3 separate regions of the Homo sapiens genome follow, and all the other regions are linked to region 2. A link is a loop called in an ENCODE intact Hi-C map of the cell type or tissue named here. Cell type or tissue: B cell. All regions are shown on one strand. Each heading gives the region's core, and the rest is flanking DNA. Links, peaks and the distances in the headings are about the cores only.

Region 1 (10,575 bases), core at 1,964-6,963, 68 kb before region 2:
CATCTCCCAAAGGCCCCACCTCCCAATACCATCATTACCTCTGGGGTTAGGATTTCAGCATATAAATTTTAAGGGGACACAAACATTCAGATCATAGCAATTTCACACCAAGTTTATAAGATACAGTGTTTGTCTGAAATATCCTTACATATAGTAAGTAGGTGAGAGTCTTTTGAATTGTGAATTGTAATATAGTATAATTCTCATGATAATTCAGTGAGGTAGGAATCATTATTTCCATGTTATAAATGAGGAGTCTTATGCTCAGATTGATTAAGCAAATTGACCAGGGTCACATGGCCGCTGGTTAAAAGGGAACAAAAAACCAATGAGTGCCATTCCAAAGCCTGTGTACCATCTATTCTCCGCTATGCTTTAGGGATAGGCAGGTTGCCTGTCTCTGTCCACTGTGCCTTCAGTTGCCAGTGGGTTGATTCCAAAACCCAATCCTCTCATTGATCAAGGGACCTCCATACCCAACTACTTTCTCAATTTCATAGGCAAACTCGGCATTCTCAGACCAAACCAAATTAAAACACAACCACCACAACTAGAAAACCCAATGTCCCTAAAGTTGAACTAAAGATCACCCTAAAACGTGCTCCCCCCTAGTACCCTGATCTCAGTAAATGGCACCATCATTCACCCTATTTTTCATTCCAGTAATGTTGTAGAACTTTATTCCTTAGTTCAGCTAAACTTGGGTTCTTGCCACAGGACCAAGAAAATTAGGCATGTGGATGCATTGAAGGGCAAGTAAAGCAGAACTTTATTGAACAAAAAGGAAAAAAAGAAAAAAACAACTCAGCAAGTGAGATGGAGTCATGCTAACAGGCCCTCCACTTCACAGATTCATTCCCACCCAGGTCACCACTCAGCTGAAGAGAACAGGCTCCTCCGCTGCCTAGGGCACAAACTTCCTGAGGCTCCACCCCTTTCCCCCAGTGTGCAGGTGGACATTATTCAGAGAGAATCAGCTGGGAAAGGGTGGGCTTCATCTGGGACCAGCAGTCTGGTTTTTCAATCTTCAGGCTTTTTTAGGCTTGAAGCTGGGATTTTGCTGGGGACCCTTGGCTGTCTTCTGTCTCTATCAGTAACGTGAGTGTTGCCTTTAACATGGCCTTCTCCCTTTCTCTTTTCACATGGAATCAGTCATTGAGTCCTGATAGTTTTATGCCTCATTGGTCTAGTCACCCCACTTCCCTAACCCATGTCATTAACATCTCTTGTCTGAATTATTGCAAGAGTCACCTAACAGGCCTCCATGCCTCCACTCTTGCATCCTTCCAATCTGGTCTTCATTGCAGCAGCCTCTTACTATCACCATTTTGCTTAGATGATTTCCTATTACTCTTTGGGGAACATCCAGAATCTTTACCACAGCGTATACATCATGTTACGATCTGTTGTGTGTTCGCATAGCATCCTCTACCTTTCCTTTGTGGCAACTGTCACATTTATGATTAGCCACTTCATTAATCATTTATATGATTATTATGTCTCTACATCAAGGTCTGGGCCCTGTATTCTAGTCCTCACTCTGCCACTCACTGTGCTGCCTTGAGCAAGAAGCAAGATCATTGCTTTTGTGCCAGTCTCTTTTGTAAATCCTGTTTATGTATCTGTGTCCTTAGCTGACCTCTGAGTTCCTTTGGGAAGAACTGGGCTAAAAACCAAGTCTGTCTGACTTCAGAACCTAAATTTCCTAATCTTTTTTTTTTTTTTGAGATGGAGTTTCACTCTGTTGCTGAGGCTGGAGTGCAGTGCCATGATCTTGGCTCAGTGCAACCTCTGCCTCCCGGGTTCAAGTGTTTCTCCTGCCTCAGCCTCCCAAGTAGCTGGGATTACAGGTGCACACCACCACGCCCAGCTAATTTGTGTATTTTTAGTAGACACGGGGTTTCACCATGTTAGCCAGGCTGGTCTCGAACTCCTGACCTCAAGTGATCCGCCCGCCTCCACCTCCCAAAGAGCTGGGATCATAGGTGTGAGCCACTGCACTTGGCCAATTTCCTAATTTTTACAGCAGAACAAGAATTAGGAAAATGTGTAGATGAGGAAACTGAAGCCCAGAGTGGCAAAGAAACTTGCCCAACATCACACAGAGCCAGAGTGAGAACTCTAGCCTTCTGGCTCCTAATCCAGGGCTTGTTCCTTCAGCCCACAGCCTTCCCAATAGCAACACCTGGCAGAGGCTAAGCAGAGCTGAAAAGATTGTTCTTCTGTCTACCTTGAGTGTTGGCAGCATTATTGCTAGACTTTGTGGGGTCTCTGTACTCCACCCTCCCAACCTGAATCTTATTGGTGCTTAGCTCTGATGAGCTCTGCAGGTTATCCTCACTGGTCCAAGGCAGCACTGCTCATCAGCTCTGCAGGGGCCTTTAGGTGAGGAAGACATATCCCTGTTGGGCCCCAGAGGACCCATTTGAGTTTCAGATTATTACCTCATAGTCCTTGACTGCCATAATTTTCTTTGGGATCCATGTAGGCTCTGCTAGCTCATATGGCACCTTAGAGCATATTACAAGCAGGTACCCCTCAGGTGAACAAATTGTGAAAGGCAGCTCCTCTGGGAGCCCAGTTAAAACAGCCTCCTCTCTGCCTGCTGCCTCAGCCTCAGGTAGGAGATCCTGAGTTGCCTCCTCTGCAGGTGTCTTCCTTCAGAGTACAACCCGCCCCACCAGAAGCTGTGGCCTGATAGTAGTTCTGAGCCCTGGAAATTCTACAATTCTTCTGGCTACTTCTCTTTATCCTGTGCAATTTGTCCAAAGCCTATTCAGTACCTACTTGGGAAGATGAGCTCTATATAACTCTGCCTCTTCACCTGCTATCTCACACCAACCTCCTAATCATGGCTCTTCCCCTCCTGGAGTTCATAATCTAAGGAAAGAGACCAGGAGAGAATCCAAGGTGGTTCTGGGGTGCCGCCCAAATTGTATCAACTTACCTTCTCTTAGACTCAGACAGGGGCATATTATTAGGCTCTCATGGGCACAAGCCCTGACTGAGGGGTCAACAGGATGGTGGGAGGTAGGGGGAGTGGAGGGACCTAGGGAGAGGTAGTGTGTAAAGGGAGCCAAAGACATAGGACTGGAGGTTAGGAGGCATCAGCCTGTCCCTCCCATAATGGGTTATCCTGGGCAAGTCTGGTCCTTTTGCTGGGCCTCTGTCTGCTAGTAGAGTCTGCAAAGGGAATTGGCCCTGGTGATATCTAGGATCTCTGTCAGTGTGGACATGCCATGATGGGCTCTGTAAGGGGCTCATCAAACAAGAAGAAGAGAGTTTCCCAAAGTGTGCTATACATAGCCTGCACACATTATGCACTCGGACATCTTACGTGGTGATATTATTTGGATCTGTGTCCCCACCCAAATCTCATTTAGAATTGTAAGCCCCACGTGTTGAGGGAGGGAACTGGTGGGAGGTGATCGGATCATGGGGGTTGTTCCCCCATGCTGTTCTTGTGATAGTGAGTGAGTTCTCATAAGAGCTGATGGTTTTGAAGTATGGCACTTTCCCCCTGCCTCCTCCTGTCACAAATGTGAAGAAGGTCCTTGCTTCCCCTTCCTCTTCTGCCATGATTGTAAATTTCCTGAGGCCTCCCCAGCCATTCGGAATGGTGAGTCAATGAAACCTCTATTCTTTATAACTTACCCAGTCTCCGGTATTCTTTATAACAGTGTGAAAACGGACTAATACACGTGGCATATAAGATGACATTAGGTGGTTAGAGAATGAACATTTTAAATTTAATGGTTATGTATTTCTTAATAAAGTAAATTATATCAGGGAAAATATAGAACAAACACTTAAGGGAGTAATATATATTTTTTATTAGGAAATATTTTTTGTTAGACTGTTTTAAAGAAAAAATATTCGTTAACTAAATGTACATGTGGCATATAAATACAGCAAAACACATGAAGATGGTATGTAAACGACTGATACTTGGGGAATGCGGATTTAGAGAACATCCCATTTTTTCCTGAGGGCACTTGTCTTGCTTAACCTTCTCCTCTGTACTAATCTTTTCTGATAATGAGTACAACATCTGATCGTGGTTCCTTTTACACTTTGACTGCTGTGAAACTCAGAACTCAACTCCAAACCCAGTGTCAGAAATGTTATTGATCTTTATATTGGCAGGTGTGTGCTCTCCTTTGCTTTGGACCTGATTTCCTTCCCAGTTCTAAGCTATCACTGCACTATAGTCTTCCATTTTAAACTGTGGAAAGTGGAAAGTGATGATTTACCAATACACACAAATAACATTCAAAATTAAAGAACTACGAAGTCCTGAAATGTATACATCTAGCGAACAGGGACTGGCATCAGCTTATCCTTCATAATTTGCAAAGCAGTTTTCATTACTCTTATATCATTTGTATCTTCATTAATAAGACTCACGGCTACCTCTTGGGACAAATAGGATCATTATATCCATGTCACAGATAGGGAAGCAGAGGCATGAATGTGACCTGCTCATGGTCACATGGGTTGACAATCAAATCTAGGTCCTCTGACTCCTGTTTTTATATTTCTTTTGCGTCACCGTAATTTGTGTTTTTGTCTTTTTAAAGTAAGACCGATAGCCCCCCTGGGTGGAAATGGAGGGGAGAGCTGCCGCCCCGCGAGGAATGCCAAGGGCTCCTGAGCGCGCAGCACATGATCCCCGCCTGCCTTCGTTCCCCGGGCACTGCTCCGCAGCGGGCGGGGCGGGCGGGCTGCCAGGACGGCCTGGCCAGGGAGCCGCTTCATGATGGCTCCGCTGCAGCGGCACGCGGGCTCCGGCGGTCAACGCAGCGCTGGGCAGGCCCCGGCCGGGGCTAGCTGTTGCGGAGCCGCTCTGCCTGGTTGGCTTGGCTTTTCACAGGCTTACAGCTTCCTAGCTCCTCGAGCACAGCCTGCTAGCACCCCTCGTCAGCGGCGCCAGCGGCACCTGGGTGCCCGCGCGGTGCCCCAGCATGTTCTAGCTCAGTGCCCTTCCGGAGCCACGCATCCGAGCGCGTCGCCCCGGGCCTTCTGGGCAGAGGCTGGGGCGAGCGCTCCGCTAGGGAGAGGGCTGTCTGCTGGCGACCGTCGGCACGCCAGCCTGCCCGTTCTCGGATCGGTCCAACCCATTTCTTTCCTCTGCCCTTCTCTCCTGTCACCTGCGCACTTTGCTCTCAGAGAGAAAGTCTTTCACTTAGTTCTGGTTTCCCCAAGCACCGGGCTGTGGGAGATGTTGGAAATTCTGGCAATAGTTTCCTAGGCACACAGTCAGCGTGATTTTCTTTAAAAAAAAAAAAAAATTAAAAGCGGGAGAGGAAATCTCCTCCTCTCCCCACCTCTTTAATTAGGCAAACAAGGTACTCAAGGTAGGAAAACACGAAAAAAGCAAAATAGTATAAAGGAAAAATACAAACATTTCTTCTAACTACCCCTGCCTCGCAACCCAAGAGCAACTGTTGTTAACATGTTAGTATCTGTCCCTTCAGTATTTTATGCCTGTGATAGCATGCTTTATTCTCTGTACAAAAGAAAGGGTGTCACGTTGTAGTTATTATTTTGTAAGTTTTTTTTTGTTGTTGTTGTATTTTGCTTAGCAGTAAATCATGAACATTTTCTGTACCAACCAATATTCTTTTACAATACGATTTTTTTTGTTTGTTTGTTTGAGACGGAGCCTTGCTCTGTCGCCCAGGCTGGAGTGCACTGGTGTGATCTCGGCTCACTGCAACCTCTGCCTCCCAGGTTCAAGCGACTCTCCTGCCTCAGCCTCCTGAGTTGCTGGGATTACAGGTGCGTGCCATGAAGCCCAGCTAATTTTTGTATTTTTAGGAGAGACGGGTTTTCACCAAGTTGACCAGGCTGGTCTTGAACTCCTAGCCTCAAGTGATCTGCCCGCCTCGGCCTCTCAAAGTGCTAGGATTACAGGCATGTGCTACTGTGCCCAGCCTACAATATGATTTTTTAATGGTTGTGCAGCATCCCATTCTATGGATATATCATAATTTATTTAACCAATACTCTGTTGTTTGACATTTAAGTAGTTTCCATTTTTTTCTACTACAACAATGCTATAATAAGGATTCAAGAATTTACATTTTCATGCCTTATCTCTGATTATATTCTTAAAATAAATTCTTGGAAACCAGTATTGCAAAGTCAGTAATACACACATACTTAAGGCTTTATCCCAGGAGCTCCACAGTGGTTTTAAAACAAAATTGTTATTTAATGTAAAAACAACATTAGAGCAACAATAATGAATTCTTCAAAAGAAATATCCACAAAAATCCTTCTCTAACAAATGGATGGTTTTTATTTGTTCATGTTCCTGTCCCTCTCTATATGCAAAGATAATTTTTACAGCTATGCTAAACTATTATGGTTCCCAGGAATGCATACTCACACTGGCTACAGGGTCTCATTGAAACCATTTAGCCAAAAGAGGCTGGAGTCCAGCTAAGCCTGTAGGACTGGACCTAGAAAGCTGTTCTGAATCTAAGGCATCTCTCTAGAATTCTTGATCCTCAGTCTAACACTGCTGTTTACCTAAGTTAGCTACTCTTTGGGCTTTCCTTTTTTTCTGTGTCTACCTCTGTCTCTCTGTTCACCTGGCTGACTTCTTCACACTGTACTCTATCTTTTCTTAGCCTAATATTTTCTGGTTCCTTATAACACATGAGTTCATAGCCTCTCATGGCCCTTGCTTGATGACATAGTCTATATTTTGTTTTCGTTTTTTGTTTTAAGACACAGGGTCTCACTCTGTTGCCCAGGCTGCTGGTGAGCAGTGACATGATTATAGCTAATTTTTATTTTGTTTTATTTTATTTATTTTTTTGAGATGGAGTCTCACTCTGTCACCCAGGCTGGAGTGCAGTGGCGCGATCTCAGCTCACTGCAACCTCCACTTCCCGGGTTCAAGTGATTCTCATTCCTCAGCCTCCCGAGTAGCTGGGATTACAGGCGCCCACCACCATGCCTGGGTAATTTTTGTATTTTTAGTAGAGACGGGGTTTCACCATGTTGGCCAGGCTGGTCTCAAACTCCTGACATCAGGTGATCCACCTACCTTGGCCTCCAAGAATGCTGGGATTACAGGTGTGAGCCACCGTACCCAGCCTAATTTTTATATTTTATTTTATAGAGATGGGGTCTCATTATATTGCCCAGGCTGGTCTGGAACTCCTGGCCTCAAACAATCCTCCCATCTCAACCTCCCAAAGTGCTGGAATTAAAGATGTGAGCCACTGTGCCAAATAATTCTCTAAGTATTTTTTTTTTTGAGACGTTTTGCTGTCTCCCAAGCTGAAGTGCAGTGGCACAATCATACCATGCTGCAGCCTCAAACTTGGGCTCAAGTGATCCTCCTGCCTCAACCTTCAGAGTAGCTGGGACTACAGGTGCATGCCACCATGCCCAGCTAATTTATTTATTTATTGTAAAGACGGGGTCTCATTATGTTGCCCAGGCTGGTCTCCAACTCCTGGCCTCAAATGATCCTCCTGCCACAGCCTCCTAAAGTGCTGGGATTACAGGGATAAGCCACTATGCCTGACCATTCTGTGTATTCTTTAAACTTCAGCTCCTGATTCGATTTGCCTGATTCTCTTGGTATTCTACCAATTTTGATTCCAAAGGATGAGAATCTTACTGGACCAATTCACCCCTGTTTGAGCAGAGAGTTTTGCAATAAGCATCTCAAAGGATGTTGGGTACTCTGGATCAGATGTCCACCCCTGAGCCAATCAGCTGTGTGGAGTGGAGGGTGGTCAGTGAGCCACACAGCACAGAACATGTTTATAGCTGCTCTGCTCATCAGGTGCAGTGGATGATTCAGTTCCTTTAAAGGTGACAGTGGCCACTGCAGATAGCTGGGTTTGTATGTATAGTACATAACATAGATACAATTACTCATTCTAGGGTTTTAATTACTATTATGTCATAAACATATAATAGCTTCAAAATTATTTATCTCACTACAGGCATAGTGGCATAGTATTTCATCTAGTGGATAGACTGTAATTTATTTAAGCAATCTCCTATAGATAGACATTTAGATTTAGTTATTTTTTTAAACCAGTTTGGAAAATTCTGTAATGAACAACTTTCTCTCTCTCTCTCTCTCTCTATATATATATATATACACACACACACAAATATATGCATATATATGTATATATTTTTACTTCTTCTAGATTTTTCCCTTAGGGATATATCAATAAATAATTATATGAGCTGCAAGGAAAGAAAACTTCTTAAAATTGCTTTTAAAGTAAGAGGCTATGTTTCTCATATAACAAGAGATTCAGAGGTGGGTGGATGTTGGCTTTGGTTCTCTTGGCCATTTTCTCATGTTTATGTTCTCAAAGTGGCTGCTGAAGTTGCAGTTGTAACATCAGCATTCATGGCAGAAAGAGGTAGAGATAATGCCAGTCAGGTCTACATTTTTGTCTTTATCATCCCCAGATAACCTCCAGTGGATACAGACTTAATGTCTCATTTGATTAGAATTGTGTTACATGGCCACCTCCACCTGTAAGGGAGACTAGAAAAATAAGCATTGTTCCAGTCTTGTCACTGGAAGACAGCAAAGGAGAAAACAGTTGGTAAGGTATATTAAGCCAGCCTTCTTGGCGATCCACAAGGGCTTCTTAAATGTGTTGAAGCTGCAGAAACCTTTCAGCAGACAAAATCTTGCCTGGAAGCCTATTTGGAAAAGGTGATGAAAGTGGAGTTGCTCTGGTTGAAGTGGGGGTAGGAAGCTGAGAGCTTTATGTGGTCGGCATCTCTGAATATCACCCAGTAGTTGATAAATATTTCCTGCTTTTCAGCTGTCCAGCATCCATATCATCCTGCAATTAGTACCCAAGTCTTCTGCTTGAGGGTTCCCCATATGTGTGTAGATTTGAGAGGTAGTTCCCATCACCCATTAGGAAACCAGAGACCTAGAGTCTTCACCCTCACCTCCTGCTTCCTTGAAAAGCCTGAGGCATGTGATTTAGGTTCAGTCAATCAGACATCCTTTCTTATGAATCACGGGCATATGACAGTTTGGGGGTAATTAGAGGTCATTTTCCTCTCAGCAGCAGTGCCACATGCACCTAACTGTTCTTGCTCCGTGACCTGTAGTGTAGTTCCAGCTGCCTAGCCCTCTGGAATTCTCTTGTTTCCTGCCTATTTTCAGAACATGGTTTTGTAGCTTCTCATTGATTCTGTTGTGTCCAAGTTTTCCCTGTGGATTGCCCTTTTGCTTAAGGTAATCAGGGTTAGTTTTTCTTGCTTATAGCCCCAAACCTTGGTTAATGTATATCCCTACTATCAGTTCCACAGACAATTCTGTAGCACTTCTTGGCTTGCCAGAAGCATAGTTTAAAATCTGCTGCCTTGGGATAAATCTCTTGGAATGGAATTAAGGAACAAAGGTACAAATAGTTTAAAGTTTCTTGATAATTATTGCCAAATACCAGTCCAAAAGTGTTGTACAAATTTACCTAACCACAAGCATTGTGTATTATCATTGTTTTGCTTTTTGCTAGAATAATGGCAGGGAAAAGGTTCTCATTAATGTTTTAATTGCATATGCCTGAAAATAAGAAGCTAAGCATTTTTACTTATGTTGACATTTTTCAACTTATGGATAATATGTTTACTCAGGCTTTAATTGTTCTTTTTATGATATGAACTTTATATAATTTAAATATTTATTATTTGCTTTACTGAAAACTTTTTATTTTTATCTTGTTACTTTTCTTTGTTCAGAAGCTTCACTTTTTTTTTTTAAGACCAGGTTGGGCGCGGTGGCTCACACCTGTAATCCCAGCACTTTGGGAGGCCAAGGTGGGCGGATCACCTAAGGTCAAGAGTTCGAGACCAGCCTGGCCAACATGGTGAAACCCCATCTCTATTAAAAATACAAAAATTAGCCAGGCATGGTGGCGGGCGCCTGTAATCCCAGCTACTTGGGAGACTGAGACAGGAAAATCACTTGAACCTGGGAGGCGGAGGTTGCAGTGAGCAGAGACTGTGCCACTGCACTCCAGCCTGGGCAACAAGAGCAAAACTCCATCTCAAGAAAAAAAAAAAAAAGAGAGATGAGGTCTCACTAAGTTGCCCAGGCTGGTCTCGAAATTCTAGGCTCAAGCAATCCTCCCATCTCACCACTGCCCCCCACTAACCTCCTGTACCTGCCACCCAGTAGTTGGGATTACAAGCATGTACCACTGTAATAAAAATCTTTTCCTTCATGATTTCTTCTTTGCTTTAATGCTTTGAAAGTTACCATTCCTTCAAAGATCTGATAAATAGTAAATTCAATTTCCTGCAGTTTTTCCGTGATTTGGCTTTTCTATGTTTAACTCTTTAATAGTCTAAGATATATTTTTGTTTATGGTATAGAGGTATGAATCTAAATTATTACTGGCTTTTAGATTCATATGCTTTTGTGAATACCAAAACACCCGGGCTTATTGGGTGTCTTTGTTTTGCTTTGTTTTGGGTTTTTGTAACGCAAAGAAAATTTCCCAGGGAGCCATGCCTTGTTATTCAGAGAAATGTGAGTAAAATGGAAAAAGAAACTTTTAGATA
Region 2 (10,575 bases), core at 2,881-7,880:
CTAACAAGGTGAAACCCCGTCTCTACTAAAAATACAAAAAATTAGCCGGGCGCGGTGGCGGGCGCCTGTAGTCCCAGCTACTCGGGAGGCTGAGGCAGGAGAATGGCGTGAACCCGGGAAGTGGAGCTTGCACTGAGCCGAGATTGCGCCACTGCAGTCCGCAGTCCGGCCTGGGCGACAGAGCGAGACTCCGTCTCAAAAAAAAAAAAAAAAAAAAAAAAGACAGAGGGAACCTGAATAGTTAATATAATTTTTATTGTAGTACAGGTTTTACTCACATACCTTGGGAAAAGCTTCTTTTCCTGCTTGGCATTATTGCCAAATGTCAGGATTGACGGAGGTGTATGGGGAGATGGATTTGAGAAAATCTGGACATGTTACTCCATGAATCTAGAGAAAGCAGGGGCAATACATTTATTTTTGTTTTCTGAAGGTAGCTCTCATTGTAATGATGTAATTTGGGGCACAGAATTGAGCCAGACTGCTGGGAATCAATTTCTGCTCCATGCTTACTAGCCTCGTGACTGGGCAAGTTACTTAAAGTCTTTCCTCACCTGTATGATGGAGACGATAATAAGACCACCTACTTCATGGACTGTGAGGTTTCAATGAATTAATATGGTAAAGCACTTAGTGCCTGACACATAGTAAATGATAGCTGTATTGTTGCCAAGTCAGTAAGTGTGAGTCAAAGTATACAGATATGTTTCCCTGAAGGAATTTGAAGTTTAATACTTAAGTTTTGTAAAAGTCTGATTTATATTTACTTTTCAATAGTCCAAAGTGGGGACTGAAAGAATGTACAAAATGTCCGTGTTTGGGTTATCTTTCCTAAACACTCTGCCTTCCTCAGGAAACATTTCTTCTGTCTCAGCTGTTCCACTGCCCTGCTGAGCTGGAATGACTACAGCACTGGGAGACACAGGTAGTGCTGCACCTGGCTGGGCTCAGGAGCCTTCCTGTGAGAGAAGGGTTTTGCTTTTCTTATCAGGATGGTTAATTGAATAGGTGCCATCTCATCCCTGGGCACTCAAGGTTTTTTTTTTTGTTTGTTTGTTTGTTTTGAGACAGATTCTCTCTCTGTCACCCAGGCTGGAGTGCAGTGGCATGGTCTCAGCTCACTGCAACCTCTGCCTCTCAGGTTCAAGTGATTATCCTGCCTCAGCCTCCCAAGTAGCTAGTACTACAGGCATGCGCAACTACGCCCTGCTAATTTTTGTGCTTTTAGTAGGTAGAGATGGGGCTTTTCCATGTTGGCCAGACTGGTCTTGAACCCCTGACTTCAGGTGATCCACCCGCTTTGGCCTCCCAAAGTGCTGGGATTACAGATATGAGCCACCACGCCCGGCTGCACTCAAGTATTAAAAGAAGTGAACATCCATATAGGATTTATTAGGATAGTTACTCATTTGACAGGTATTTCTCTAGGGTTTACACATAGAAAAGCCTTCAGGATTTTGCGAAGACAGGGTTTCCTTTTCCTGTATAAAGGACAGCTTTAGTCCTAACAGTGAGGGGAAATATCATGAAAATGATTCCTTTATTCTTCCTGCTCCGTTTGAAAATGACCTGATTCTCTTTTAGAAATGTGGCTTATTTTACAGTTGTCCTCTTCATACATTTATTTACTTATTTAGAGACATTCTCTCACTCTGTTGCCCAGACTGGAGGGCAGTGGTGCAATCGTAGCTCACCTCAGCCTTGCACTCCTGGGCTGAATTGATCCTCCAGCCTTGGCTTCCTGACTTGCTGAGATTACAGGTATGAGCCACTGTGCTCAGCTCCCCTTTGTACATTTAGAGTTTGCAATGATTTGTTTTGTAGGGAAAGATCAAGAGGAAAAACTAGTAAGTTCATTCATCATCTGCTTCTTGTTGATAGAGGCTACGTTTCTTAAAAGTAATTACCTTTGAATTTTGTTTCCCAAATAATTTAGTGAAATGTCAATATGAATTCATCTTGCCTTTTAAGATTTTATTTTATTTTGGGATGGAGTTTCGCTTTTGTTGCCCAGGCTGGAGTGCAATGGCACGGTCTTGGCTCACTACAACCTCTGCCTTCCGGGTTCAAGCGATTCTCCTGCCTCAGCCTCCTGAGTAGCTGAGATTACAGGCACCCACCACCACACCTGGCTAATTTTTGTATTTTTAGTAAAGATGGGGTTTCACCATGTTGGCCAGGCTGGTCTTGAACTCCTGACCTCAGGTGATCCACCTGCCTCAGCCTCCCAAAGTGCTGGGATTACAGGTGTGAGCCACCATGCCCGGCCTAAGATTTTATTAATACAGATATTCTGCATCTTTACAGGTCTGTCTTGCATTTTGCAAACACGTCTGTTCTTGGTAAGGTGTATACGTTTTGAATTCTCTTCTTCCATAACTTGGATGATTGAGAATCTGTGGAACTCCACCCAACACCTATAAGGGTAGCAGTGTTAAATGGCAGTACATTAACATCTATGCCTCCATAGTACCTTTTTCTAAATTTACTCTTACCACACAGAAACTATAGTATCTCCTTCATTCTAAGGCACACATTAAAAAATTTCTTATTTTAACACCTCTGTAATTAGGTGCATTTTCTAATTGATGTCATCCTCCTGTCAACAAAAGGTGGTTATTTGTTCTCTTGTCTTGCCTCCTACTTGACTATAAGTAGACTCCTTGAAGGCAGGAACTGATAGTCATTTATTTTTGTTATTTCCAATGTCTCATTTGCAGTAGAACCCAAAGTTTGGTGAATTACAATGTAACAATTTTCGGGATATCTTAATAAGTGTTAGTTGAAATGAGAGTTTCATTAGGACACTGTTTTTGGATTGTTTTGAAACAGGGTCTTATTTTGTCACCCAGGCTAAGTGCAGTGGTGCGATCATAGCTCACTGCAGCCTTGACCTCCTGGGCTTAAGCAATCCTCCTGCTTCAACCTCCCAATTAGCTAGGACTACAGAGGTGTACCACCGTGCCTGGCTTTATTTATTTATTTAGTAGGTAGAGACAGGGTCTTGCTATGTTGCCTAGGCCAGTCTTGAACTCCTGGGCTCAAGCAATCTTCCTGCCTTAACCTCCCCAAGTTCTGGGATTATAGGCATGGATTGCTGTACCTGGCCTCATCAGGATACTTTTGCAGGGGGAGATGTAAAAACTGTAAAAAGGAGGGCCTGGAAAATGCTAATATACATAGTTAAATGCTATTCCTACTTTTCCCTCCTTTGTACCCCTTCTGTCTTTCTCTTTTGGTTGATTCTCTTCAGACTGATGCATACCTCACCAAGAAAGCATTGGTTTTAGCAGATGTGAGTGAAGTAAAAAGACTAAGAATTTTATATTTTTATTTATGACAGGCTATTTTTTGAGCATCTTTTGGATATTGCACTGTGCGATTGTCACTTTCCATTATGTAAATGAGGAAACAGTCAAATATGTTCAGAGACGTAAAATTTTAGTCCAAGATGGTGGAAGAAGGACCAAACTTCCTGTTATGGGTTTCTGATCTGGGCTTTCTGCTTTAAAATCTCTTCTGAACTACGTTTTTTTTGTCTTTTTATTAGTTTAAAATTAATGTTTTTAATAGCTCTGTGGTTTTGAGACTGAATTTTTACATTCTTATCACAGTAAATGTTTGCTTAAAAAGGTGGAGTTGATCTGGTCTCCCTTTATCTTGCCTCTGAGTACCCTAAAATGTGGATTTAATTTTAGTGCTAGAAACTGTTTAGTGGGTCTAGTTGTTTTCCTTAATTAAATTTAAGCTTTTACATGTGGGTGATTAGAAAAGTCTTATCCAGAACCTCAGTTGGCATTTTTTAGAAATGACTGCCATGTAGTTTTTTTTTAGTAGACTTTAAGAACTTTAGAGTTACAGAAAACCTGAGAAGATAGTATAGGAACTTCCCATATATCTGTCACCTAGTTCCTCTATTGTTAACACGTATGGTACATTTGTTAGAATTAATGAACCAATGTGGATACATTATTATTAGCTAAAGTCTATACTTTATTCAGGTTTCCATAGTTTTTACCTAATGTCCTTTTTCTGATCCAGGATCCCATCAAGATAACACATTACATTTAGTTGTCATGCCTTCTTAGGCTCCTCTTGGCTGACTTTCCTTGTTTTTGATGACCCAACTATTTTGAAGAGTACTCATTAAGTATTTTGTAGAGTGCCCCTCTATTAGAATGTGTCTAGTGTTCTTCTCATGACAGGTGTAGGGTTATGGGTTTTGGGTTAGGAAGACCACAGAGGTGAAGTACCGTTTTCATCACATTATATCAAGAGTACATGCTGTCAGCGTGATTTGTAACTGTTGATGCTGACCCTGATCATCTGGCTGAGGTAATGTTTGTCTGGTTTCTCTACTATGAAGTTGCTCCCTGCCCCAACCCTTTTCCATATTGTATTCTTTGGAAGGAAGTCCTTATGTGCAGCTCACACTTACGGAATGAGGATGCTGTCTAATTTTGAATAAACATTTAAATAGTAGAGGCTTAGTTTAAAAATTTACCTGGAGTTAGTGAGACTTTTGCTTTTTATAACAAAAACCATGGCTATTTAAATGAAATATTAAAACATGTGCTTGCATTTGGCTGGGCATGGTGGCTCCTGTAATCCCAGCACTTTGGGAGGCTGAGGCGGGCGGATCACTTGAGGCCAAGAGTTTGAGACCAGCCTGGCCAACATGGTGAAACCTGGTCTACTAAAAATACAAAAATTAGCCAGGCATAGTGGCGTGTGCCTGTAGTCCCAGCTACTCTGGAGGCTGAGGCAGGAGAATCACTTGAACCTGGAGGCGGAGGTTGCAGTGAGCCGAGATCGCACCACTGCACTCCAGCATGGGCGACAGAGTGAGACTCCATCTCAACAAAACAAAAACTACAAAAAAACCATGTGCCTGCATTCAAAGATTTGGTTTGGCAATAATTTTCAAGCTATTTTTCATTCTCAGTATTTCAACATTTGCTATTACATGGCAGCTGTTAGATGTTCCTCTTTATTTTATGGCATCTAATTGATAATTATTTTTTGAAAAAAATGTAATGGAAATGTGGAAGAACATTAGTCAAGAGCTCTTGAATAAAATTCGTTAATATTTTGTTCTGCATTTATTGCTTTTCTGCACTTCTTATTTCTGCATATATTATTTCTAAAATTGAGGATTTGGTTGATATGTAAATTATGATTAGAGACCAGAACAGTTTAGGACCCAAAATGATCAAGGGAAAGCACCTCGCTGGAAACCCCCATGACAATAAAACTCTCCTTGTAGTTCCCATTTGTATGTTTCAATTATAAGGCTTATGTTAAAATTAGATCAGAATTTCCATCATAGACTCTCAATTTCATAGTTGTGTAAGTGCCATATAAACCTAATTGTAAACAAAGGCATTTAATGATGGACATTATTTGAACAATTTAAGATCAGGTTATTTAGCTCACAGGCTAGAAAATACATGTCTAGTTTCACATTTTAAAGTTGAGAGATTGTGAAGATGGGCTTTGGTTCTAAAGGTGAATTTTATAGTTTTTTCTAATGATTTTCCAGATTTTCTACAATGAAGATGTGTTGTTTTATAACATAATAAATTAAAAATACTTGCTAAATTCTTTTTTCTTTACTGATTGCTCTTGAGACTTACTGCATTGTAAACAAATGACTATTTTAGATGTGTATATTAATTTCCTAGGTCTGCTGTAACAAACCACCTCAAACTTGGTGGTATAAACAAGGGAAATTTATTTTTTCATAGGTCAGAACTCCAAAATCAAGTTGTTGTCGTGCTGGTTGATTCTGGAGTCTGAGGAAGAATCATTTCCATGCCTCTGTCCTGGCTTCTGGTGCTTATCAGCAGCCCTTTGTGCTCCTTGGCTTGCTTGTGGATGCATCCCTCCAATCTCTGCCTCTGCCTTCATGTGGCCTTCCTCTCTGGGTTATTTTCTGTGTTTTGCATCTCACCCTCCTTTCTCTTATAAGGACAACAGTGGTTGGATTTAGGTCCAGGGCCATCTCACTTTAATAACTGTAAAGACCCTATTTCCAAATACGGTCATATTCATAGGTACCAGGCATTAGGAGTTGGATATATCTTTTTTGGATGCCACCATTCAGGCCACTACAGTGAGCAAGCCTCTTCCTGCATTTGCAAATAAGCACTATGAAAGTACTTTTACTAAATGCAATAATAGCTATAGAATCTGACCTATATTATATGCATATAAATGTGATTCAGAGTTACATGTTTACTTTCTTTTCATGTGGTTTACAATTGATGTGGCATTCTTTTACTATGAATTAGGCTGAGCACATACAGACAAGCTATAATTTGTGTCTCTAAATGGTGTGAGCAGGGTCTTAAATTCTGTGAACATGTGCTGTTTAGCTCTTGACTTTTTAAACCTACGTACTTGGGTATTTTTATAAGATAAATGTTTATAGTTCCTTTTGATATGAATCATGTTTGTCTCCACATAAAAGTTTAAAATTATCCCTAGCGACCTAGTCTGATTTAAATTTGTGTGCCATAAGATATTTTATAAAAACAGAATTGCTGGTAGAATGAGGTTAAGTAATCAAAAGTAAGACTGGTTGTCCTTGGTGTGAATAGACAGCCACTTTCAGAGAAGTGCTGGCCCGGCCTCCAGGCATGTGGTTTGGAGGGAATCTCTGGTTGAGAACATTTGCTGCTGCTGCTTTCCCATTTTGAGATGAACTTGATGAGGAATTTAGTTCTTCGTATTATTAGGAAAGTAAAACAACAGTGATACAGGTGTGAGATTGCTTTTTTGAATTTTATTGTGCCATAGACCTATATGTCTTCACTAAAACATAGCTCCACAAGTGCCAGAACTGGCTGGGTGCAGTGGCTCACACCTGTAATCCCAACACTTTGGGAGTCCTAGGTGGTAGGATTACTTGAGGCCAGGAGTTGATGACCAGCCTGGGGAATATAGTGAGACCTCATATCTACAAAAAAATGAAAAAATTAGCCAGGCGTGGTGGCATGCACCTACAGTCCCAGCTACTCAGGAGGCTGAGGTGGGAGGAGCACTTGAGCCCAGGAGTTCAAGCCAGCAGTAAGCCGTGATCGGGCCACTGCACTTCAGTGCGGGCAACAGAGCAAGATTGTCTCTAAAAATAACAAAAAACAAACAAAAAACAAGTGCCTGAATTATGCTGGTTTTATTCTTATTCAGAACCATATCCTAGCTTGTAGGTATTAAGTACACAACAACTATTTGTCAAATGAATAGTATATCATAGATGCTCTTGAAATCTATGTGGCATTTCAAGACGTGTCTTATTCTTTTCAATGGCTGTTTGCTATGCTGTGATAGATATGCTGTAATTCATGTAACTAGTCCGTGTTCTCCCCTTAGGGATATTTAGGCTATTAAGAGTTTTTCAGGCCGGGCACAGTGGCTCACACCTGTAATCCCAGCACTTTGGAAGGCCGAGGTGGGTGGATCACTTGAGGTCAGGAGTTTGAGACCAGCCTGGCCAACATGGGGAAACCCCATCTCTACTAAAAATACAAAAATTAGCCAGGTGTGGTGGCAGGTGCCTGTAATCCCAGCTACTCAGCAGGCTGAAGCAGGAGAATTGCTTGAACCTGGGAGGCGGAGGTTGCAGTGAGCCGAGACTGAGCCATTGCACTCCAGCCTGGGCAACAGAGTGAGACTCTATCTCAAGAAAAAAAAAAAAGTTTTTCACAGTAACAAAGCTACCATGACATATCTTGTTTGTGTGTGTATGTTTATGTAACTTTCGTAGTTTGCAGTGTTAATTTCCTTCATTCATGGCTATGTTCTTGTGAAACAAGCACATTTTAAAATATATTATTGAAATAATTTTCCAGTATAACTGACCTATATTTTCTTAAATACATTTAAAGTACTTTTATGTTGCCAGGCGCAGTGGCTCGTGCCTGTAATCCCAACACTTTGGGAGGCTGAGGTGGGCGGATCACCCGAGATCAGGAATTCAAGACCAGCCTGGCCAACATGGTGAAACCCCGTCTCTACTGAAAATACAAAAATTAGCTTGGCGTGTTGGCACGTGCCTGTAATCCCAGCTACTTGGGAGGCTGAGGCAGGAAAATTGCTTGAACCAGGGAGGCAGAGGTTGCAGTGAGCCGAGATTGTGCCACTGCACTCCAGCCTGGGCTGGAGAGACTCTGTCTCAAAATAAAATAAAGTACTTTTTTATTTTATTTTTATTTTTTAAAGACAGATTCTCGCTCTGTTGCCCAAGCTGGAGTGCAGTGGTCTGATGATGATAGCTCACTGTAGCCTGAAACTGCTGGGCTCAAGTGGTCCTCCTGCCTCAGCCTCCAGAGTAGCTGGATTATAGGTGTACCCCACCACACCGGGTCAATTTTTAGGTTATTTTTTTATAGGTCTTGCTATGTTGCCTAGGCTGGTCTCAAACTCCTAGCTTCAAGCGATCCTCTCACCTTGACCTCCCAAAGTGTTGGCATTATAGGCATGAGCCACTGCTTCTGGCCTAAAATGCTTTTAAATTTGTTTCTCCTCGAATCAGTGAAAAATCCTTTGCCACAGAGTTTTGAAAAAAGTATCAGAAGCAGTGTGTATGCACACACTGTTTTGATTTCCTCTGTGGGATGGTTCTTGGCTAATCCCTTTGAAAGGAAGTATCAGAACCTGTCTGTCCATTGCATGCAAGGCTGGGAAGGAAAGCAGTAGCCACACAATAGGTTACAATTAGAACACTGAATAAGAAACAAGGAAGAATTCCTTCCATGCCTAAGAGAGATGCATAACCTTAGGGTGACCATATGTCTACTTGCCTAGGAAAGTCCTGGTTTATGCCTGTTGTCCTGATGTAATTATTATTAGCATCCTCTTTGAGTCCCAGTTTATCAGTAACTTATATGGTCACCCTACTTAATCTTTCAGTTCTTTTTTTCCTTATCTGTAGAGAGAGAGCAGTGCCTGGTATATAGTAAATGTCATGTAAGTGCTTGCTGTCACTGTTATTATGATTACTTGACCTATCAGCAACCCTTATCTTTCGCTCCTTCTTAAATTATTTTCTTCTCTTGGCCTCCTGGCTACCATTTTCTTTGTTCTCTTCCTACTTTTAGCTGCTCCTTCTCAGTTTCCTTGCCTAGATCTTTCTCATTTTCCTGACCTCCCAACAGTGAAGTACCCCAGGTCCCAGTCTCTGTTGTTTTCTCTGTCTGATTCGTCTTGTGACAATACCATCTATCTCCTGACTCCCAAATTTGTCTTCAGCCCCACCTTCTCAGTGAATCCCAGACTCATTTCTGTAGGTGTCTAATAAGTGTCTTAACAGAACATGTACAAAACCACTCTGTATTCTTCCTCCATTCTCTACCCCACCAGCCTGTTGCAGCCCAATAAATGGTACCACCATTCTTACAGTTAATTAGGCAGAAAAACTTGGCATCATCTTTGAGTCTTTTCTGACAGACTCTGTATCTACATCCAGTTTATCTGCAAATGCTGTTGGCCCTCCTTTGGAAGTAAACACGGATCTGGCCACTTTACACCTCCATTCCAGTCACCTCCCTTCAAGCTGCAATTTTCTTTTCATGATTTATTGTAATAGCTTCTTAAGTAGTCTCTGATTTCACCCTTGACCTATAATCCAGTCTTCTGACTGCAGCCAGTATTACTTTTCATATGAAAGTCAGAACATTTTATTCATCTGCCTCAGACCCTCTAGTGGTTTTCATTTCACTTTGAATAAAATCTGAAGTCCTCACTCTGGCCTGCAAGTCTCCGCCTGCCTCCCTGTTAATTTTCTGAACTCATTAACCACTCTCTCATGTTTGTTGTTGTAGCTACACTGGCTGTCTTGCTGTTCTTCAGACATGTTACAGTACTCTCACCGCACTGCCTTTAACTTAATGTTCCCTCTGCCTGGAATGATACTCTAGATCACAGCATGGCTCACTCCTTCAGTTGATCCAGGATTCCCTTCTCCAGTGTCACATTGTGCGTGGAGCCTTCTCTGGCTATCTTATGCAGTATCATATCCTCCCCTCCAACTCCTGCTGTTGCCAGCCCCCTTCATTTTTCTTCAGAGTTCCTATCACCTCTGATGTATTATGTTTGCTTATTTATTGATGGTCAATACTTCAAGAAACTGCCAGCCCTCTAAGAGCCTGGGGATTAGATCCTCAGCTCCTGACACAATGCTTGGCACATTATAGGTGTTCAGTTAGTATTTGTAGATTAAGTGGGGTGGTGAGTGAGCCTAGGGAAGATTCTTGTGGCAGTTTTAGCAGTTTAGTAATAGAACATGTGCTGTGGAAATCACCCCCTTTAATTCTAGTTTTGCTTCTACAGACCATTCTCTGTTCTAGAAGAGGTGAGAAATGAAATTGGGGTTTAGGATATTGGTAGGTAACGGGATAGAGGGGAGAGGAAGTGAAAATGGAAGTAACAGTCTAGACTCTGGGAAGCAAAAGTTACAACTAGAAGTGAGTTGGTTACCTACCTGTTTATGGGGCACCCTTCCATTTCTAAGTTTGGAAAGGAAAAGAGCCAATTTTTGAATACTCAGTTTTAGTTAAGCAGTGTACTGAGTAC
Region 3 (10,575 bases), core at 3,579-8,578, 77 kb after region 2:
AAGTAGTGCTAACTTCAACAGCATAACTGGTATGTGGTGGCCATTAGGTAGGTGGCTTTGAGAAGGGGCTAGGATAAGACAGGCCAGGCAAGGGACTTGTGTTACTTACACGTTGAGAGGCTGCCAGGCTGGCCATTGGGCTTTGGCTTTGATGACGGTGAGGACCTCATCACTCTGCAAAAAAGGACCACAAATATTTAGTGAACAGAGCTGGGCTCATGGGAACAATAGGGCTTTGACCTGGTGACACCATTCACCCCCACTCCCTCACCTGCTGTTGGGGCTTTTCCTGCCTGGGTGTACAGCCACCTCTCTCTGGGATGGGGGAACCCTGGGGCCTCAGTGATACCGGGAGAGGGGACTGAGTGTCCAGGTATGTCCTGGACACTGAAGGGCCACTGAGTCACACCTTTGGTTTCCAGCTCAGCCCATCCCTTCCCCACTAGAGCAGAGATCTGGCCTGGATTCTGCCTTGGTTGGCCAGACTCCCATGTCATGTCCATTTCAGAGGGCAGAGCCATGCTCTGTGTCCAGCAACTGAGTGGGGCCTGCTCCAGGCCAGCTGGGTCAGCAGGAGTTGCAATGTGGCTAACACCTGGCCCTGAGGACTGTCCCCTCAACGCCTGTCCTGCTGGTGAGACCCATGCGCTGGATCAGACTCCCTTGGACGAGGAGGCCAGCACAAAGCCAAGGCCCCATACCCGTGGTGCCCCTCAGGTTCTCTGGCTCTGTTTTGCTTTGGATGGTGAATAAAGCACCATAAAGTTATTTTAGGGATAACTGGGGAAACTAAAGTAATTTTTTGAGGAATAATTTGATAATTAACATTTTGAAGGAAAGCACTGAATGGTCTTCATAGGGCAAAAATCAGAACTTTGTTGATTTTGCTCAACTTTGAGGTTTGGTTGGGTTTTTATTTTCAATTACACACTGCGGGTGAGGGGTGCCATGATCTTTGCAAGGCTGGAGGCCTCCACAGGTCCAAGTTCAGCTCTGGTGGGGGGCTTTCCCTAGAGTGGAGTCAGCTGGTCCTGTATGGCCCCTTTCCCTGGCCTGGGCCCAGCAGTGCTCAGACACAATAGTCCATTGTGTGTGGAAAACTCCAGAATGTCACCAGCTGGGGAAGGAAGGGCTTTGTTGCCAACTGAACAGATCCCTGAGTTCCAGGGGAAGAGACTTGCTTGGCTGGCTCATAGCGACAAGGCTACAGTCCTTAGAGTCGTGCCTGGCAGCAGGCGCCTAGAATGCAGTTAGAATGCATTGTGACCTTCTCCCTGGTTGGGTACCTTGCCTAGAAAATCCCACAGCCCCATGGAAACTGAAAGGAAGGAGGACAGTGGTGTCTCTGAGGCTCAGGCCCAGAGGTTATAAAAAGCTTTCTGGTCCATGGCTTCCCATTTACCATGCAGGAAGGGGCTGCTGGGTGGTGGTGGTGCAGAGGAAGTTGGCTTAGCCAGACCCAGCGTGGTCTGGGCTCCTACAGACAGTCCTGGGTGAGGGGAAGGGCCCACAAGGACAGGGCAGCGGCGGTGAGCCACCCAGGAAGCTTGCAGCCTCCTCCTAGGCTCAGGCTCCCCGGGGTACCCTCTTTCCATCAGATGAAAAAAATCTTGGGATGCACAGACACCCCAACATTCACATGTCTGCAGGCAAAGCATTTCCCAACAGAGCAGTTACATTTCTCATGCTCTGAGAAATATATTTATTTGTTTACAGTGTATCCCTTCTTCCCTCCTAAGAAATATCTGTTGAATGACCGAGAAGTTGTTTATCTTGAAGTCATATATGGAACACAACCTATCTGTCTCCTGAGTGCCAGCTCCATGTCTCCCCAGACCTGGTTTTCCTCCAGTCATCTCATATGCCTCATGGCTGAGCCCTTCCTCTGACCTCAGAGTCCTGCTCCTCCTCCAGCAGCCCAGCCTGGGTTGAAGGCACAGCTCAGGCGTGCCTGAGCCGGGTGCCAAACACCAGCAGCTCCCTTCACCCCCGACACCAGTCAGGCTGAGGATTCCTGTGTTCACCTCCTTCCACAGTCTCCCCTCTGGCCACCCCATCTCCAGTATCTTCTTGCTTCCCCCAATTCATCCTCCACTTGCTGCAAATCTGACGGTATCTGTCTCCTGCCAAAACCCTTCAAAGGCTCCTCACAACTTCCATGACAATTTCTTACTTCCTGAGTTTTGCTTATGGGGTCCTCATCATCTAGTTCTGCTCCACTTTTTTTTCTTTGATTTTTAATTCCAGAATAATACACACATTGTGGAAAATTTTAGCATCACAGAAACTCACAATGTAAATGTTGAACACAGTCTACTTCAACAGCAACCCTGCCTTCTGTCTCCTTCTCCGTTTCCAGAATATTACAGCATGGTGTGTATCTTTCCAGATCTTCTACGATGCACATGTAAGGATGTGTGTGTGTGTGTGCAGGCATTATATTTAGCTTTCCCACCAAATCTGTGTCATACTGAATATCTTGTTCTGTACCATGACTTTAAAATATTTCCTTAATATCATATCACGGGAAACTTTCCATCAGTACGTACTACATACTATGTACACTATATACTATATATCTTAGCTCTCTTTTTTGATTTTTAAAGTGTTGGATATCTTCAAATTATGGCAAGCCAGGTCAAGACTTAGAAAAAGGAAATCCAAGATATCAGATCCTGGTAATGAGATACTGTCTGATGACAGTCTGTTTGCTCTTGAAGAAATATTTCACTAGAAAATAAAATCAATGTGGGTGGAGTGAAGGTGGCTGCCAAGTTAGCTGGCCATGCAGATTCACCTTGCTTTACAGTTAAATTCTGGTTTACAGGTCCCAGCTGATATAGTGATTTTGCTTTTGTAATATATAACTACACACACACACACACACACACACACACACACACACACACACACACAATATTGCTTCTTGGCCTTTTGGCCAAGATCAAATGTATAACTCCACAAGTATAGTTTGGAACCTACATTACCATTTATTTATGGTGATGAAACTCCATTTAGACCTATGGAGGCTCCAAGGATGGTGGGACCATATGTGTGGGCATGACAGCTTCCTGCTGTAAATCTTTTCATCTAGTGGTTACACAACATCTGCAGGGTCAACAGCTTATTGTTCTCTTTTTTGGTGATCATTTGAGTTAAATGAAACAAGAAAGCAGGAGCATTCTACCACATTTATTTAAAAAGCTAAATATTTTTGTTGAAGCAGCAAGTTATCTGGTAGAACTTAACTTCTATAAGGATCAGAGAGAATCTTGCTCATTCATGGCCATATCACCATGCCTACGGCCGCTCAGTAGATTGTTGAAAAAGCAAAGCCACACCATTCTCTTTGATGTATGCAGAGAGTTATGTAGCAGGGGATGTTCTCTAATTGATTCCACTGGCACCATTAGTAAATATTTAGTTGTTTTCATAAATGATGCTGTGATGAAGACTCATGTACGTATTTATTTGCTCATACATCCAAGGATTCCTGTATCATTGAGTCATAGGAGTGATCAAAATGTGAAGCAAATTTAAAACTGTGGTCTGCCCTACCAAATTGCCCTCCAAATGTCTGTACTAATTTCTACTCCCAGCAAGGATGTGTATGTGCCCATGTTCTCAATTTAGGGCACACGGGATACTATCCATCTTTTTAATGTTTATGAATCCAGCAGGCAGGAAAGTAGCATAGTTGAGAAGCATAAGCTCTGGAATCATACCTGAGGTCATATGCTAATGGTACCATTTACTAGCTCTGTGTTTTTGTTTTGTTTTTGAGACAGGGTCTCACTTTGTCACCCAGGTTGTAGTGCAGTGGCACGATCTCAGCTCACTGCAGGCTCAGCCTCCCGGGCTCAAGCAATCCTCCCACCTCAGCCTCCTGAGTAGCTAGGACTACAGGTGTGCACCACTACTCATGGCTAATTTTTGTATTTTTGTAGAGATGGGGTTTCGCCACATTGCCCATGTTGGTCTTAAACTCCTGAGCTCAAGTGATCTGCCCGCCTCGGCCTCCCAAAGTGCTGGGATTACAGGTGTGAGCCACCGTGCCCTGCCAAACTCTGTTTTTTGGCAAGTCTTGTGACCTCTCTTAGTTTTCTCATCTGTGAAATAGGGTAAAAAGAGGATCTTCTGCATGTGCTTGTTAGGGGGACTAAATGACAACTCATGTAATGTGGCAATGAAGTGCCTGGCACATAGCAGGTGCTCCACAAAAATTACTGATCATTCTTATTTTTACTTACATTCAGGGTAAGTTCATATCAGAATTGACTTGCGCTGCCTGAGTACAGAGACTGGAGCACACAGTTGCAGGTACAAACCCACAAAGCCTCAGGAGAACTTGCCTCCATTGAAAGCCAAGCTCTGAGTCCCAGGGAGCATATGATGGAAGGCTTATGTAGCTTGGATGGGGGCACTAGGGCCCTGGGCATTTCACATTCTGAAGAATGAAGGACTTAAATTCAGAGTAAGCAACCCACACTTCAGACTTAAATGAAAAGCTTATTTTAACAAGTCTCTAAGGCACAGACAGGAACTTTCAAGAATACTTAGAGCCCCTTCTCAGCTCCCACAGGACCCTTTTCAAACAAAGTGTCTCAGGGCATCCATCGTTCATGGTTCATTTGGATGATGCCAACACTTTTCTAAAGACATACCAATTAAAATAGGAAAAAACCCAAAGATACTACAGGTCACTCATATTCATCTTCCATTTTGCTTTTGTAAGCATATTGTGGGGATACAACAGCTGTACTTGTACCTCACAGTTACTGGTACCAAATGGGAAGAGCATATCCCCTAACAGGCCATGGGCTGAGGTCAGGTCTGGAGGGAAGCGGGTTCATGTGGAATGAAAACAGATCTGGGACAGATCTGTTCTGGAGGCAGCAATTACATCAATACCAGGAGATAAACAGGGTGGTCTGAGCAGAACAGAAAGTAAGACTGTGAGTCTAGGGTCGGGGCTGGTGTCTGAACCAATCTTACCCCACGCTGACCCTCCTCTGCACTCCAGAGCCAGCCACCCAATGAGGAAGAGCTCCACACATCCCAGCTGTGCCCACAGCAGAAGGCCAGAGTCTGTCACATCCCCCTGCCCCTTTCTTCCTAACTTTTTGACTTTGTCTTCCAGTCCTGAACCACAAGCCATTTCCTCATCCTAAACATTCCTTTGCTGCTGGTAGCACTGAGGCTCAGACCTCAGTGTGGAGTCAGCCTGGCCAACTTGCCTGATGCCCCTACCATCTCTCCTCCCCACAGGAAGAGAAATGGGATGCAATCCATGATCAGAGAGGGAAAGGAATAGAAACAGGTGGAAACAGCAACAATAATAAAACAATAATTATTTATTTTTTATGTGCTAAGCATCTTGCTAACCTTGCAAATTGCCTAATAGACAGCATCTGATTTAATCCTTACAACACATTTGCAAGGTGGATATATACGTTTTAATCCTCAGAAACACATTTATTTGGCCAAATTAGTTTCACAGTTAGTTAACTGGCTGAGCTAGAGTTTAGACCTCAGTCTGATTCTAGAGGCCACACCCGTTGCCACCATGAACCCAGGCAGATGGGGCCTGAAAGTGCACACTGTGGCCCAGGAGAACCAGGCCCACCCCTCCTACTTCTGCTGCTCTTAAGGGCATGTCCTAGCCTACTTTCAGTTCTGCATATCACAGCCACACGTGGAAGAATATCAGACCATGTTCACAACACTGAAAGTTACTGCTGTTCTGACGACCGGTTTGATGAAGCCGGGAAGGCACAGGCTCCTTGGGCTGAAGAAAAACTGTCTGCTACTAAACAGGGGAAAACCCAGTGCCACTAATTGCAAATGCAGTGATACGCAGCCACACACACAGTGTGCATTCCCCCATTCAACAGCTTGTTTCTTACAGAAAGCTTTGGAAATAGCTATCACGCTGTCCACTGCAGATGAGGAAGCTGTGGCTCAGAGGAGTCAGGTCATTTGCTGACCACACAGGAACCACGATTCCAACGCATGTGTATCTGACTCCAAACTCACATTCTTTCCACTTTCCCTGACTGTCCTTCTTCTCCATCCTTCTCTCCTCCCTCCCCCATGTTGCTCATTTTGCAGTGAGAGCACAGCTGACCCTGGTTGGTGGCTTTCTCCAAGGAGCCCTTGCTTTGAGGCACAGGATCACTGGGGTTCCCTCTGGGAGAGCAGTGTCTGGAATCTTGCGTGGAGACCCCGGTGAGCACTATTTGGCCCCATTATTTGCTTTTTCTCTTTCCCAGTTGCCATGCACAAAAAATATCCATCCTGACAGCTTCTACCTCTGAAGGTAACTTTTTCATGCCTGGGTGAGTGTTCTGGTGATGAGTAGCAAGAAATGAGCCATTTTATGAGGTGATAACGGGGCTGTAAGCATCTTTAAAACCAATTGTGCCCAACAGTAGCCTCCCCTCATTTCAACAGCCTCTGGGCTTCTCAGGTCATAAATAAAACAGCTCATATTTGGTGGCACTTTGCAGTTTGCCCATGGTCTGCACTGCTGCTCTCTGAGGAAGGCAGGAGGGTGTCCCCATTTCTCAGGTGAGGCAACTGAGACTCACCTCTCCTCTGACAGCAGACTCACTGCTCCCGTCAAGGTCACCAGTGACCTCTCCGTGCCAAAGCCAAAGTCAGTGCCCAGCTCTCAGCTCTTGTGACCCCTCAGCAGTATTTGACACAGCTGGTCACTCACTCCCTCTGCCTTGAAAAGCTTTCTCCTTGGCTCTGGGACTTGCTGCCTCTGATTTTCTTTCCACTTCATCAACTCTTCCTTCTCAGTCTCCCTCGCTGACTCCTATTCACTTTCCTCTAAAGCTTGAAGTGCCCCAGGGCTCAAGCCTTTGGTCTTCTCTTTTATCCACACTCCCTTGGTGATTTCATTTAGTCCCCTGCCTTAAAAAGCCAACTGTGTATATGCTGATGATTCCTAAGCTGTAATCTTCTATTGCAAACTAGCCTCTGACTCTAGACTTGCATATCAGCCACTCAACATTTTCATCTGGGTATCTAAGTGGCATCTCAAACTCAACAACGTGCCTGAAACCAAACTCCTGATCTTCCCCTCCCTAAGCCCAGCCTCCTTCATTCTTCCCATCCCATTACATGGCAATGCCGTACTTTCAGTTCCATCCACCCTGGATGCCTCTTTCTCTCCCACCCTGCAACTGATCCATCGGCACACCCTGTCAACTCCACTTCCAAAATATCTTCATGATCCAACCACTTTCCGTCTCCTGCCTGCCTCCATCCTGATCCAAGCCACCATCATCGCTCAGCTAGATGAGTGCAGTTGCTTCCTAGCAGGTCTCTCTACCTCCCCTCCCTTCCTCCAGACTCTTGTTCGTGCAGCAGTCATATCATGCCATTCCTCTGGCCAAAATCCTCCAGTGGCTTTGCATCTCACAGCAGACAGGACCTTGCTCTGGTCCCCCACACCCTCCATGGTCTGCCTGTCCTCCTGAGCCTCATCTCTTACTACTCTTCCACAACCTGGGTTTCGGCATCCTGGACTTCTTATGTATCTTTAAACATGCCAGGCACACCTTGCACTTGCTGTTCCCTGTGCCTGGAATGCTGTTCTCCCAGATACCAGAGCACTCTCTCCTTTGTTTCCTCCAGGTCTTTGCTCAAATGTCAACTTCTCAGTGAGGACTTTGATGTCCATGGCAGGTCCCTGCCCCCTTTTTGACTCAGCATCCCTATTCCTTTATCCCACTATCTTTTCTTCATAACATTTGCCATTGTCCAGTTGACTGTGCATTTTGCTTACTTTTTTTTTTTTTTTTTTTTTTTTTTTTTGAGGCAGGGTCTTTCTCTGTTGCCTAGGCTGGAGTACAGGGGCATAATCATGGCTCACTGTAGAATGACCTCCTGGGCTCAAGCCATCCTTCTACCCTCAGCATACCAAATAGCTGGGACTACAGGTGCCTACCACCATGCCCAGTTAGTTTTAAAATTAGTTGTAGAGATGGGGTCTTGCTTTGTTGCTCAGGCTGGCCTCACACTCCTGGGCTCAAGCCATCTGCTTGCCTCAGCCTCCCAAAGTGTTGGGATTACAGGCGTGAGCCACCATGTCCTGCCTTATTTACTTTTTATTGTCTATCTCCCCCTGCTAGAATGGAAGCTCCAAGAGGGCGAGGGTGTTTGTCTGTTTTGCTCACTGCTGTACTATCAGTGTTTAGATCTGTGTTGGGAACACGCTTAACTAATACTTGTTGGGTGAATGAGAGGCTGTGATGAGGAAGGGGCTGGTGTCCTCCGAGGCCCAGTCCGTGGGCACTCCCTGGACCTAGGATGGAGCCAGCGCAGTGTGAAGTGACACTCATCGACCTGGGTGTCAGCTGGAGGCGCTGGAGGAGCAGTGAGAGTCCCAGCATAGAGCCGTGCCAGCACTGCCAGGTAGAGGAGGGGAAGGGACAGCATACAGTGACCACTTTGGGAACCGTGGTCAGAGCTCACAGGTTCTGAACCTGGCTCAGGTGGGCTGGCTGGCCGTTCATAAGTGCTCATTCTATGCCCCGTTCCCCGGGAAGCAGCCACCATCACAAGCTGCTGTCTGATCAACTATTTTAGAGCAAGAGAAAGTATCTGAAGCCCATTAGCAGATCCACTAGAAGATGATGCGTTTGCACAGAAGCATTTCAAATTCAATTTCTTTTTATTTCTTTTCAAACACAGCTTGTAATTTCGATGGGAAAATTGCATAATGTCCGTAGATAATGATTTTCCCCTGAGATGGTTTTGTGGAAGCAGCTTGGCATTTCTGAAGCCAGAGAGGAAGGGACCATCAGAGCTGTTCCGGGCCTGCCCCACTGCCCCTCCGCCCAAGGGCTGCCTCCGGTGGGTGGGAGCTCTGAGGACTCACATCACCCTATGACCTTCTGTGTGCTGGCACTGGCCATCGGCATTTACTTAGCTTGTCCTTTGGTAACTGAAGTACCATCCTGGATTTAACCTCATTTTCTGCATTTTTATTATGTTCTTTTTAGTGCTCACACAAGTCTGCTGCTCCCCTGAGTAAAATCAGTGAGCAAAGGAGCAGAAGAGGCTGATGGGGCATGCCTGCCTCCCATCCCACCAGCCCCCAGGACCTGCTCTTCCGTGGTCCGCCTCCCCATCTTCTACCTGACCTTCAGCAGTCAGAAAAACCTTAGTGCCAAGGCCAGAGCAAAGAAGGGAAAAGGGGGCCACAGCAGAAGGTATTCGAACATCACGTAGGTGATGCCAAATCCAAACAGGAGAGAACATCAAGCAAGGGCTGTCTGCCTTCAAACAGAAAGGGCTGTGAGGAAGCCCAGCCCATGATCCAGGCCAGATCTGACTGGAGGTGCCTCAACCTGTAAGGGTAGTGCCCCTTTCAGCACCCCTAACCCTACCCCATGGGAACACATCCTGTAGTCTTCAAGAAACAGCACTGGGGGTCGGGTGCTTTGGCTCACACTGTAATCCCAGCACTTTGGGAGGCCAAGGTTGATGGATCACCTGAGGTCAGGAGTTTGAGACCAGCCTGGCCAACATGGTGAAACCCCATCTCTAAAAGTACAAAAATTAGCTGGGCATGGTGGCGGGCACCTGTAATCCCAGCTACTTGGGAGGCTGAGGCAGGGGAATTGCTTGAACTCAGGAGGCAGAGGTCGCAGTGAGCTGAGATTGTACCATTGCACTCCAGACTGGGCGACGAGGGCAGAACTCCATCTCAAAAAAAAAAAAAAAAAAAAAGAAAAAGAAACAGTGTTGGACACTCCTCAACCATGATTCCCATCCCCACTGCCATCCCAGGGCAGGTCCCGTCCCAGAAGCCAGCATTAGAGCAGGGGCCGCATTGCATCCCTTCTATATCCTCAGCACCAGCCTGGCTTGTGAGAGGTATGCAGGGAATATTTAAGGGATAAATAATGAATTAGTTAATTAAACAATTAGTTAATAATAAGCTAGAGGAAGTCTCTGGCCTTGGCTGCCCTCCCAGAGGGTTTAGGGGCTGTTGTTCAGAGTGTGATGGGACTGGAACATGGCTGAGGGGTTTGTGAGCAGAAGAGTGGTATGACCTGATTCATATTTTTAAAGGATCCTGCTGGCTGCTCAGGGAAAGTAACTGGAGTGGGGCAAGCTGGGGAGCAAGGACCCCAGGCAGGAGGCCATTGCTGTGTCTGGCGACATAGGGCCAGGGAAGAGCAATGGAAGGGGTTCAAGGCATGGGATGCAGATATATTTTACAGGTCGGCTCAGCGTTATCTGCTGATGGATTGGATGTGAGGTATAAAACAAAGAGGGGTCAAGGATGACTCCAAAAGGAGGTGTCATGTAGGAAGGTAGATATATGAGGCCGGAGCTCAACGGAGAAGTCCAGGCTGGAGACGTAAACTCCAAGTCATCAGCATAGAGACTGGTAGTTAAAACCACAGGATAGATTACCTGGGGAGTGAATGGAGGCAGAGGAGAGGATGGGGGAGAGCAAAGCAGACTAAGGTATAATGGCCAGAGAGATAGGAGGACACCAGGACCTGCCCAGGGCCTCTTCAGAAACCCTGTGCTTACCCCACTACCTCT

The links. Hi-C counts contacts between places; a loop is a spot of excess contacts. Peaks named below come from ENCODE experiments on the same cell type or tissue, not always from the same donor. Only the 100,000 strongest peaks of a DNase experiment are listed, where the experiment ranks them.
Region 1: it touches region 2 in a loop (3-fold over the local background); 2 of 110 quality-filtered maps call a loop at or near these places.
Region 3: a loop joins it to region 2, with 10 times the contacts of the local background. A loop is called at or near these places in 2 of 110 quality-filtered maps.

The regions. Positions count from the first base shown.
Region 1 is chr11:14,375,590-14,386,164 of GRCh38, reverse strand. No RefSeq gene overlaps it. Among named protein-coding and RNA genes, the nearest start is that of RRAS2, 22 kb to the right of the region's middle. RefSeq lists an enhancer at 4,824-5,043 and a silencer at 4,948-5,242. In B cell, for the core only: no CTCF peak of the experiment used is centred there; a DNase peak (open chromatin) is centred at 4,964; H3K4me3 peaks cover 1,335 bases; H3K27ac peaks cover 945 bases.
Region 2 is chr11:14,308,992-14,319,566 of GRCh38, reverse strand. All of the region lies in intron 1 of RRAS2 (RAS related 2), which reads left to right. Among named protein-coding and RNA genes, the nearest start is that of RRAS2, 45 kb to the left of the region's middle. RefSeq lists enhancers at 6,809-6,858, 10,471-10,575. In B cell, for the core only: no CTCF peak of the experiment used is centred there; DNase peaks (open chromatin) are centred at 3,456, 4,096, 5,226, 7,196 and 1 weaker place; H3K4me3 peaks cover 3,871 bases; H3K27ac peaks cover 5,000 bases.
Region 3 is chr11:14,232,931-14,243,505 of GRCh38, reverse strand. SPON1 (spondin 1) reads right to left here. Exons shown (of 16, transcript NM_006108.4): 7 at 110-174. Among named protein-coding and RNA genes, the nearest start is that of RRAS2, 120 kb to the left of the region's middle. RefSeq lists an enhancer at 5,886-5,935. In B cell, for the core only: no CTCF peak of the experiment used is centred there; a DNase peak (open chromatin) is centred at 5,725; H3K4me3 peaks cover 658 bases; H3K27ac peaks cover 1,547 bases.